Linked DNA regions of Mus musculus: region 1 is linked to region 2. A link is a loop called in an ENCODE intact Hi-C map of the cell type or tissue named here. Cell type or tissue: heart. All regions are shown on one strand. Region 1 overlaps Adam10 (a disintegrin and metallopeptidase domain 10). Region 2 holds the start of Adam10 (a disintegrin and metallopeptidase domain 10).

What was found. Peaks named below come from ENCODE experiments on the same cell type or tissue, not always from the same donor. Only the 100,000 strongest peaks of a DNase experiment are listed, where the experiment ranks them.
Region 1: a loop joins it to region 2, with 2.3 times the contacts of the local background. A loop is called at or near these places in 1 of 42 quality-filtered maps.

Annotation. Positions count from the first base shown.
Region 1 is chr9:70,730,459-70,735,458 of GRCm38, forward strand. The region is part of intron 4 of Adam10 (a disintegrin and metallopeptidase domain 10); the gene reads left to right. Among named protein-coding and RNA genes, the nearest start is that of Adam10, 54 kb to the left of the region's middle. In heart, no CTCF peak of the experiment used is centred here; no DNase peak of the experiment used is centred here.
Region 2 is chr9:70,676,221-70,681,220 of GRCm38, forward strand. It overlaps Adam10 (a disintegrin and metallopeptidase domain 10), which reads left to right and starts at 2,762. Exons shown (of 16, transcript NM_007399.4): 1 at 2,762-3,039. The coding sequence starts at 2,985. In heart, no CTCF peak of the experiment used is centred here; DNase peaks (open chromatin) are centred at 2,751 and 3,371; H3K4me3 peaks cover 3,119 bases; H3K27ac peaks cover 2,120 bases.

The DNA.
Region 1 (5,000 bases), 54 kb after region 2:
GGAACTTAAGGCTACAGGTCATGACTTTGAACTGAGAAAGTCCTGCTTATCAGAGGTGTGGATAAAGAGTTGTATTTAAAGGGGATTTGGCTGGGAGTCAAGGGAGTAGGATAGGGGACAAAGGAAGTAAAGGTGAATGCAGTAAGTAATTATGACCCTAGATGTTATATAAACTGAATAAGCAGAAGGAAACTGCCCTATGGTAGTGCACAGGATGAGAGGCATTGGTGAATTGAAAGATTTATTGTGTTTGAATGGGTTGGGTCTATCTAGAGGTATTGTGTAGATGGTGGACAGAACATAGGATGCTGAAAGTTGACGTTGTGGAGGAGCTAGAGAAAGTACTCAAGGAGCTAAAGGGATCTGCAGCCCTATAGGTGGAACAACAATATGAACTAACCAGTACCCCCAGAGCTCGTGTCTCTAGCTGCATATGTATCAGAAGATGACCTAGTCGGCCATCAGTGGAAAGAGAGGCCCATTGGACTTGCAAACTTTTATCTGCCTCAGTATAGGGGAACACCAGGGCCAAGAAGTGGGAGGAGGAGGGGAGTGTAGGGGGTAGAATATGGGGGGCTTTTGGGATAGCACTGGAAATGTAAATGAAGAAAATACCTAATTTAAAAAAAAAGAATAGAAGGATAATAAACAGCATATCCATCTCTGAAAAAAAAAAAGGAAAAAAGGAATGAGAAGTTCAAAAGTAGAGTTGTAGACTAGAGTAAAGATCTAAGAATACTAGAGGGATCATCTGCATGAATGTTGTAGTTTCAAAGAATTATGATGGTTGATGTGAGAGTGAGTCAAGATCTAAAAATAAATAATGGGAAGTGACTTTGAATTCCTGTGGTACATGGGATAGTCACTGGTATAATCTAGTGGCTATTTTAATAATCCAAGGCAGAAAGTAGTAGATAGCCCTGAGTACTTATTAAAATGAGAGGGGGGGAGATAATTATCTTTCCAACAATAGGTTGCCCTTGACTTCATGATGAAAGTAAAGATGCTCTTGGCCTTTGCCAGATGATGGATTTTAGAGGAACTGATTTTATTAAAAACATTCTTTTTTTCCCCATTAATCAATTTATTCACTTTATATCCCATCTCCTCCTAGTCCCGCCCTCACAGGCCCTTCCCCTGTCCCTCCATCCCTCTCTGAGAAAGGAAGGGGAAGTCCTCCCTGTTACCAACCTACCCTGGCACCTCAAGTCACTGCAGGACTAAGCACATCCTCTCCCACTAAGGCCAGGGAGGACAGGCCAGAGAGGGGAACAGGATCCATAGACAGGCAGCAGAGTCAGGGTAAGCCCCCACCTCCTGTTGTTAAACATGTACTCTTGGTTATAGAGAGCTGTAATCTTTTCTCAGTGAAGTAGGGGCATAGCAGTTTTATTATTAATTCTAGGCTCCCTTTCAACTCGGAGGAGTGACAACCTATTAGATATTGGTTCTGATATGTTTCTACTGACTTTCTCTCAATTCCTGCTGCTGATAGCTCATATAGGCAATATGATATACTCTGAACACTGACACATACTTGACTATTATATGAAGACTAGAAATCTACTCTAATATCAAGTATATGTAATTGCACTGTGTTACAGATAGATGTGTTTATGTGTATAAATGTATTAACTCAAATCTTTTATCAGTAAAGGAGGAAGTAAAATACCCAGGAGATATTATTTGTTAGATTATTTTAGAATTAATAATGAAATAACTAGCCTGCATCCATAACAATGTATTGGTGAAAACCAGTGCTGATCTTAATCTCAGATGACACAGTACCAAACGCTGAAATATCCCTAAAGATCAAAATCCTTAAAGTCTAAAATAGCAGAAATTTTAAATGATGCATAGTAATGTATAGTGGGTAGTTGTAATTGCTTTAGGAGGCTGAGATATGGGAGTCCAGTTCAAGAGTTTGAGGCTAGCATGTGCAATATGGCGAGGCCCTGCCACTCCTCTCTAAAACATCACCACTCTAAAAGACTAAAGTCCCAAATGTTGGTGTCCCAAAAGATGAAATCTCCAAAACAAAAATTCTCGTGTGTGTGTGTGTGTGTGTGTGTGTGTGTGTGTGTGTATAAAGTGAGCTATGTGTGAGGAACAGAAAGGCAGATTCTAGGTAAGGGATTAGTCTTGCCATATGGCAGCCCAAAGGTTTCATTTTAAAACTGTTCTCAGGTGTAATGGCTCATGCTTGTAATCCTAGAACTGGACAGGCTGAGGTGAGGGGGAATCATGAGTTTGAGGCCAGCCTGGATTACATAGTAAGTTTTAAATCAGCCTTAACTACATAGGGAGACCCTGCTTAAAACAACAAAACAAAACAAGGCTGTTTTTTGTCTTCATTTGCTTTTGTTTTAGCTGGTGAAATTTGAAAATAATTATTTGCAGAGTAGGATAAGAAGACTTTTGTTCTACAGTGTTGCATTTTGAATATTACATGTTATATATAATAGTATATTATATTATATGCAGTATATTATGTGCCAGTTTTGTGATTTGTATGAGTGTGTTTCAAATGGATTTCCCAGTACCAAAAAAAGAGTGTGTGGAGATGATTCAGTCGTCTTGCAGGCATGATGATCTCTGAGTGCATAACCAGCGTGCATGTAATAAACTAGAACAGACAACTTATGCAGGCTCCTTGCCAGCAGGTCCAGGCAAGAGGAGAGAGGTCCTGGTCTTACTGGGGTCTCTCTGGGGCTGAGCTAGATGGCGAGTGTCGATGGCCCAAAAGAAAACATACAGAGCCAGGAGTCCTGTAGAAGCAGGAACTCAACTTTATGGCACTGGCCTCTCGCTTATATAAGTTCAGAACATAGGGAGGGGAGTCTTGGTGGGTAAGATGATATAGGAGGCAGAGAAGTGTGACAGAGGATATGGAGTGATGGACAGGGCCAGTGGCAGAGCTCTACAACAGCAAGGGCGGGGCAGAGGCAGGGCCAAACAGGTCTTGCTGAGTCACCCCAATAAGTGGGGAGTGACTGAGACAGGTCTCAAAATTCAAGCCAGTCTCAGGTTTGTCCTCAAGGCCCAAACCAGAGCCTAAATGGGGCCCAACAAACTTACACCTGCATTACCAGCATTGGAGAGGTGAGACAGGAGGATCTCTGGAGTTTGCTAGATAGGTAGGCTAACTGAATCAGTGAATTCCAGGTTTAGCAGGAGACCCTGTCTCTAAAATAAAACAAACAAACATGGTGGTGTGGTGATGGTGGTGGTAGTGGTAGTGTCATCGTCTAGAGAGATGGCTTAGTGGTTAAGAACACTGGCTGCTTTTCCAGAGGACTTAGGCTCTATTCCAGTACCTACACAGTAGCTCACAACTGCCTATAACTTCAGTTCCAGGAGAGTCAGTACTTTTTTCTGGCCTCAACAGGCACCAGGCATGCAAGTGGCTCACAGACAAAAATATTCAGACAAAATGCCCACATACATTTAAACAGAAAGAAAGAAAGAAAGAAAGAAAGAAAGAAAGAAAGAAAGAAAGAAAGAAAGGAAGGAAGGAAGGAAGGAAGGAAGGAAGGAAAAAAGAAAGAAAGGAAAAAAGAAAAGAAAAGAAAAAAGAAAGGGCAGGCAGGGAAGGAAGGCAAGGAAGGAACAGAAAGAGGAAGGGAGGGAGGGAGGGAGGGAGGGAGGGAGGGAGAGAGAGAGAGAGAGAGAGAGAGAGAGAGAGAGAGAGAGAGAGAGAGGAGCAGGTGGATTGAAAAGACCCCCAATGTTGAACTCGTGTGGACATGCAAGCACATATACATACACCACATATATATATGTACCATTGCTGTTACCATGGAACAACACAGAATCATGGCATGACAGTAGGTGCAGAAATCTAGTAGTGAATGCTCATGTCTACATATATAGACTACATAGGGATTTCAAAAGGAGCAGCACCACATGACCTAAAAGACAAGCAAACAGCTGTTCATTCCTATACAGTACTTCAACATAAAGCTGATGCTGTAAAAGTCAGCCAGCTCTCATATGCTTCTTCTGTACAGTTGCTAGTCTTTCTCTGTAGTGTACTTTTTCATATGCGGAACTTTGAGTATTTTTCATTTTCGTTTTTTCACTGTTTAAAATTTAACATTATTTTCTGTAATTTGCTATGCTATTTATTTTATCCCTTATTATTTATAATACTGAAAGTAAATAGTAGTTTGGACTAGGTTCAGTTTTATTTTATGGAGTTTTGTGTGTTTGACTCCATGAAAATACATTATAAGCTGGGCATAGTGGTGTCTTTATTCCTAGCACTTGGGAGGCAGAAACAGGCAGATCTGAGAGTTCTAGGCCAACCTCTATATTGGAAGTTCTCGAGCAACCAGAGCTACATGTTAAGATCTTATATCAAAGCTAACAAAACCTGTAGCATTACCTTAGGTGTAAATTGTATGTGTGTGTGTGTGTGTGTGTGTGTGTGTGTGTGTGTGTGTGTGTGTGTATGTGTGTATGTGTGTATGTGTGTACACATCATTGAACTATCCTTATTTAGTCAAGAATTTTTGCATTTTTGAATGATAAGCTTCTTTTGAGAACTTGGCTATTGAAGTAACTGCATACATAATGTTGTTCTTGTGTGGTTTTTAATTGATCTAATCAAAAGATTCAGTTTGTCACTGTGTATTGAATGCTTTACATATAGTTTATGTATAGTTGCTTTACATATAGAATGCTCTGTCCATATTCACCCGCCTACCTCTTGGACCTGATGGCTGCCATTAGTAAGCCAGTTGTGCTGAGGCAGTGCTTAGTACTTACAGACGTGTGCTTTATTGCTTTAAAGAAATTTTTTTTTCAAAAATTTGTGCAAAGTGGCCTTTAAAAAACTTTTTCGTGCCGGGTGGTGGTGGCACACACCTTTAATCCCAGCACTTGGGAGGCAGAGGCAGGCAGATTTCTGAGTTCGAGGCCAGCCTGGTCTACAAAGTGAGTTCCAGGACAGCCAGGGCTACACAGAGAAATCCTGTCTCGAACTCCCCCTCCCCAAA
Region 2 (5,000 bases):
ATTGAATTCCAGGTCCTCTGGAAAGCAGCCACTAATGTAGAGCTACTGAGCCAGATCTCTAGCCATCGGATCCTACTCTTAGTCCTGGTTCCTGAGAGAAAGGAAATGCTGTTACTACAGAAAAGGAATGGAATATATTCCTGAGTTTGAAAAATTAAAGGTAATTGTTGGTCTGGAGTTGCAGTTCAGTTGTAGAGTACTGGCTCAGTACGCATACAGTGCTATATTTGATTCCTAGCTGCATTTGCATGTAGTTCCAACTCTCAGGAGTTAGCAGCGAAGGAATCAGAAACGCAAGGTTGCCCTATGCTACCTGGACGATATTGGTCTTAGATCTGTGCAGTAAGCATTTTTTCTTTAATATTGTTAACCTGATACATCACATATGGCATTTGTTTATGAAGGAAATGTTTCATTATAACGTAGGGATACTTTCTATGGTCTTAACAAAAATCGAAACAAACAAAACTCTTACTCTTAGCATCAAAAATGTCATTATTGCTGAAGTAACACTGCTGCTAAAGTAATTCGTGGAACAGGTGGGCTGGACAAACATGATGACCTGAGTCATTCAGAGCCCAAATAAAGGTCAAGGAGAGAGCCCACTCCATAAAGTTGTTCTCTGACTCCCACATGCTTATTATGGGCCAAGTATCACTCCCTCTCCCTCTACTTCTCCCCCTCCCTCTCCCCCAACCCTCCCCCCCACCCCCCAGCTAAAAACCAAGGAATCACTATTTTCCACTAGATTAGATATTTGTTTGAGGAAATAAATGGCATTTATGTACTTTATTTACCATATAACAATTATTATCTGCTAAGCACTTGTAATTGCTTTATAGTGTTAAGTGATCTGAATTTAATCCATCAAAATAGTTCCAAAAGGCAATTTTCATTTTACAAGGGAAATGCCAAGGTTACAAAGAATTTTGAAATAACCTTGCCAAAGTCTATCAGCTTTTAAGAGGCAGGGGTGGGAGTCAAACTCAAGTGGGTTGTGATGCATGGCATCAATGCAGACCTTACCCCGGTACATTTTCTCACTTTCCTCTTCACTTGTGAAAATGCCAGTAATGGAATTAAGACTTTAAGCAAAGCAATAGTCCAAACTTGTAACATGAAAATACCATTCATTATTCATTCATATTTTTAAAGAAAAGAAACAGCATTTTAGATGTAAACTCCTGCGATTTCTTTGAATTAAAAAAGAAAATGATCTTTGCTTATGATTATTAGAATTGATTATAAACAATACTACCTAATATCAAACTTGTCACAGAGATGGATTAATAACTCAAAAAGTCAAAACTTCTACTGCCTGTGAGTACATAAGGCAGAAACAGCGCATGTGATAAGCAACATGTCTGCAGGTTACTCAGAATAGACACTTTACAAAAGGAAAAAGAAATAACAGCATTCAGTTACTCTGTATTGATTTTATATGCTTCAGTAGAAACGAATGGACAGGACAATCATGATGATGTGGGAAGTTCTGACTGCAGTATTGAGTTTAGTAATGTGAAGCAAAACAACAATTCATTTTTCAAAACAATTAAAATAAGTATATTCCTTAAGTAAGGTGTGACGGTGCATGGAAGATGGGAGGAATCAGAAGTTCATGTTTACCCTTGGCCTCATAACCACTCAAAGAATAACCTGGGATAATTAGATGAGAGATGGGAGATGGGGGTGGGAAAAGTATTCTCATCTTTATTTCTGTTTTCTTTAAAAACCACATTATCTACATTAACAATGTAGGTTGTAGAAAATATATAGGGCGGAAGTAAAAGGTTTGCAATTTATTCTTATTATCAATAATATAAACTCATATTCTTTGAGTCAACCGAAGCAGAGTTAAGTATGATGAAGACGTTGTAGTTCTTTTTTTTTTTCATTTATTCATTCGCGTTACATCCGAAGAGCAGCCCCGCTCCTCTCCTCCCAGTCCCACCCTTACAAATCCCTCCTCCCATTACTCCTAAAGTTGTAGTTCTTGAATACGAGTATAAAGAATCAAAGCGAGTAAATGAGAAGTCAAATACCGGTTTTGTAGAAGTTGGCATGAAGGAGGTATGAGGGAAACAGACTAACAAGCGAGCATTTTCTGAGCTGGAGACTAAGGACCACCGGCTTATTTATTTATTTATTTATTATTATGGCTAAGGCCTAGTAGGTGACATACATTTGCTAATGGTTCGGGAAGATACCCCTTTGGGTATTTTTTTCTTCCTGTTGGATCTTTCCTTTTATGTTCCCATCAGAGCTGTGTATCGCGGCTAAAATCATGGTTTGCTGGGACTGCTTTTGTTTACTTGGCAGCTGCAGAGCTTCAAAAGAAACAGATAGAGAAGCAAGGAAAACCTCTAGTTTTTTGGAGGCGAAGAAGCCGAAAGCCCTTCTTGACAGCTTCGGGGTAGGGTGTGATTCCAAGAGACAGTCCTTAACAGCTGGAAGAACCAGGTAGCACTTTCACAGGGAAAAGAGCGCTCCCGCCCGGGGCGGTGGGCGGAGTCTCCAGCGGCCCCGCCCTCCCAGGCCAATCCCTGCTCTCCGCCAGCGGACAGGAAGCAGCGGCGGGGCCTAGCGGCCCGGGCGCTCGCCTCGGCACGCATGCGCATTATCCCGGGGCGCTTGGGGGAGCAGGGCGGGGCGGGAGGCAGGGGTGCGGCCTCGCGAGTGTATTGGGTGCCGTCGCGTCACGTGGCGAGAAAGGAGGCGGAGGGCCGCGGCTCAGGGAAGGGGCTGAGACCAGGCGAAGAGCGAGGGCAGGGAAGCGGGGAAGGGAGGAAGGAAGAGGCCGAGGGGGAGGGAGGGCCCTGTTTTGGCGGAGCAGGGCGCGCGGCTGGGCCCCTGAAGTGGAGCGAGAGGGAGGCGCTTCGCCGGGTGCCACTGCCGGGGAGGCTCGTCGGGACCCAGCGCCGGTCGCGGCTCCCTCAGGATCGATGCACCGCGGTTAACCCGTGAGGAGGCGGCGGCCGGGGAAGATGGTGTTGCCGACAGTGTTAATTCTGCTCCTCTCCTGGGCGGCGGGGCTGGGAGGTGAGACACGACCCCGGGCGGCGACGGAGCGGCGGTCGGTCGGGCCGAGCGCAGCGTCGCGGAGCCGGGCCGCGCGTGTCAGGTCTCCTCGGCTTCTGTCAGCTCTCTCAGCTCGCCTCAGCCGACCCCGAGCGACGCTCCCCGCGCGCTATTGTCCCTCGCGCGCCCCGACCGCGCTCCCGCCGGCGGCGGCCCGAGCAGGCTGCGGAGCCCCGGGCCAGGCCTTCCCCGCCCCCACGGCCCGGCGGCCCTGCCTGCCCGGCTTCTCGCGCCGCTTTCCCCGGGAGCGGCGGAGCCCAGGCCAGCCGCCCTCGCGCACTCCGCAGCCACCTCAGCCCTGCCGGGGTCCGAGCCCCGGGACCGCGCAGACTCGCAGCAACTTGCGAGGTTGGCAGCGCGGCGGGAGCATTGTTCTGCAAGCGAGCGAGCGGACCCGGGCCGGGTGTCGGACGCCGGTGTGCGTGTCCCACCCGAGTGCCTTCCCTCCGCCTCGTGCTCTTTTCGGAGTGTTTGTAGCCAGCGCGCCGGAGGTTGTGTGTGTGTGTGTGTCTGTCGTTCTGTCTGTCTGTCTTCTGTCTCCCCGGGGCAAGACTTTAGTTGACTGAGGAGAAGGGCAAGCCGTTTTAGGATGCTCTTCGATCCATCTGTCTTTTTGAGTTGAGTCCACAGAGAAGCAAGACCGACCCTTCCTGGGCGAACCAACTTGCAGAGTTTTCTTAAACTCTCAGGTGGAGCAGACGTACTGCTTAGTCAGAGGATTGTCAGGGCTGTGCTCCCTCCCCCTGCAAATTGGAGTTCACTGTTGCTTCAAGTTTCCTGATGCTTCGGGTTTGAGACAGCGGTATTTCATTCCCAGGCTTTCCTAGGACAGGTTGCATGATTATTTTGTTCCTATGAGAAAGTGCTTTACCATAGGTAAGCTAATTTGCCGCCCAAGTGTCTGGAGAGAGGTTAGCTTAAAAGCATTGAATTGGAAACAACCCCCAGAACTTCCAGGGGTGCTTCGGATGGTTGTCAGCAGCCTAATTTGATACTTTAGAAAATATCCTAGTGTTTTCTGTAGTGTATTGTCTGTGTTCATCCCTTTGTCTCATTGACTTAAACTGCAGGACCCAGCCTATTTTTGTCTGGCATTCTGCTTACTCTGAAGTTGGTTTTGTGTACTCAGTTTCTGTTGTTGTGTGTACTATTCATTTATTAAGTACACATTTTAGATGACAGCCACTAATAGATGCTTATTTTTGTTTTGTTTTTGTTTTTTGTTTTTTTTAAGAACCAGATTGCAGACCGTTTGTAAAGAGCCTCTTTATTTAACATTTGTATTTCTGTAACACGGCTTATAGTCCTGGCTGGCTGTTTTCACTTTTTGTGATTATGGTCAGGAATTAGACACTGTTCTCTATGAGGTAATAAAATCTAAGTTAAATGTGATACACTTTGATAAGTAGTGATACAAAATGCCTTTTATTAAGGAAAACTAAAACCAATGTGGCCTGTTGTTTGGGGAAAAAAGTAAATTAACAGCATAAGCATTGTGGGTGAAGAGTTTTATTCAGATCTTTGGAGTTTCTTTCTGCACTAAGTAATGATTCAAAGGCCAGGTTTTGTTGTGCTTCTGCTAAAAACTTAAAAAAAAAATAAAAGTTTTCACTTAAGTATTATGTCAAATTTGTAATACTTGAGTATGTAGGTATATTTATAATTTGGGGCTGTGGAATGTAGCCCAGTGGCAATTGCCTAGCAAGGCCATGCAAGGCTTTGGATTCAACATCTCTGTTTAAGGCCCAAAACTCCTCCTATGTTTATTTGTAACTCATTATACTATATGCTGGGTTTTTTTTTTTTATCTGAACTGAATCGCATATAGCTAAGTTTATATATTTTTGTGATGTTTTGTAGGCTAGTGTGCATTCAAACTTAGTAGATATTGGCTGTAGTGCATTGGAAAGTTGAATGTTTGT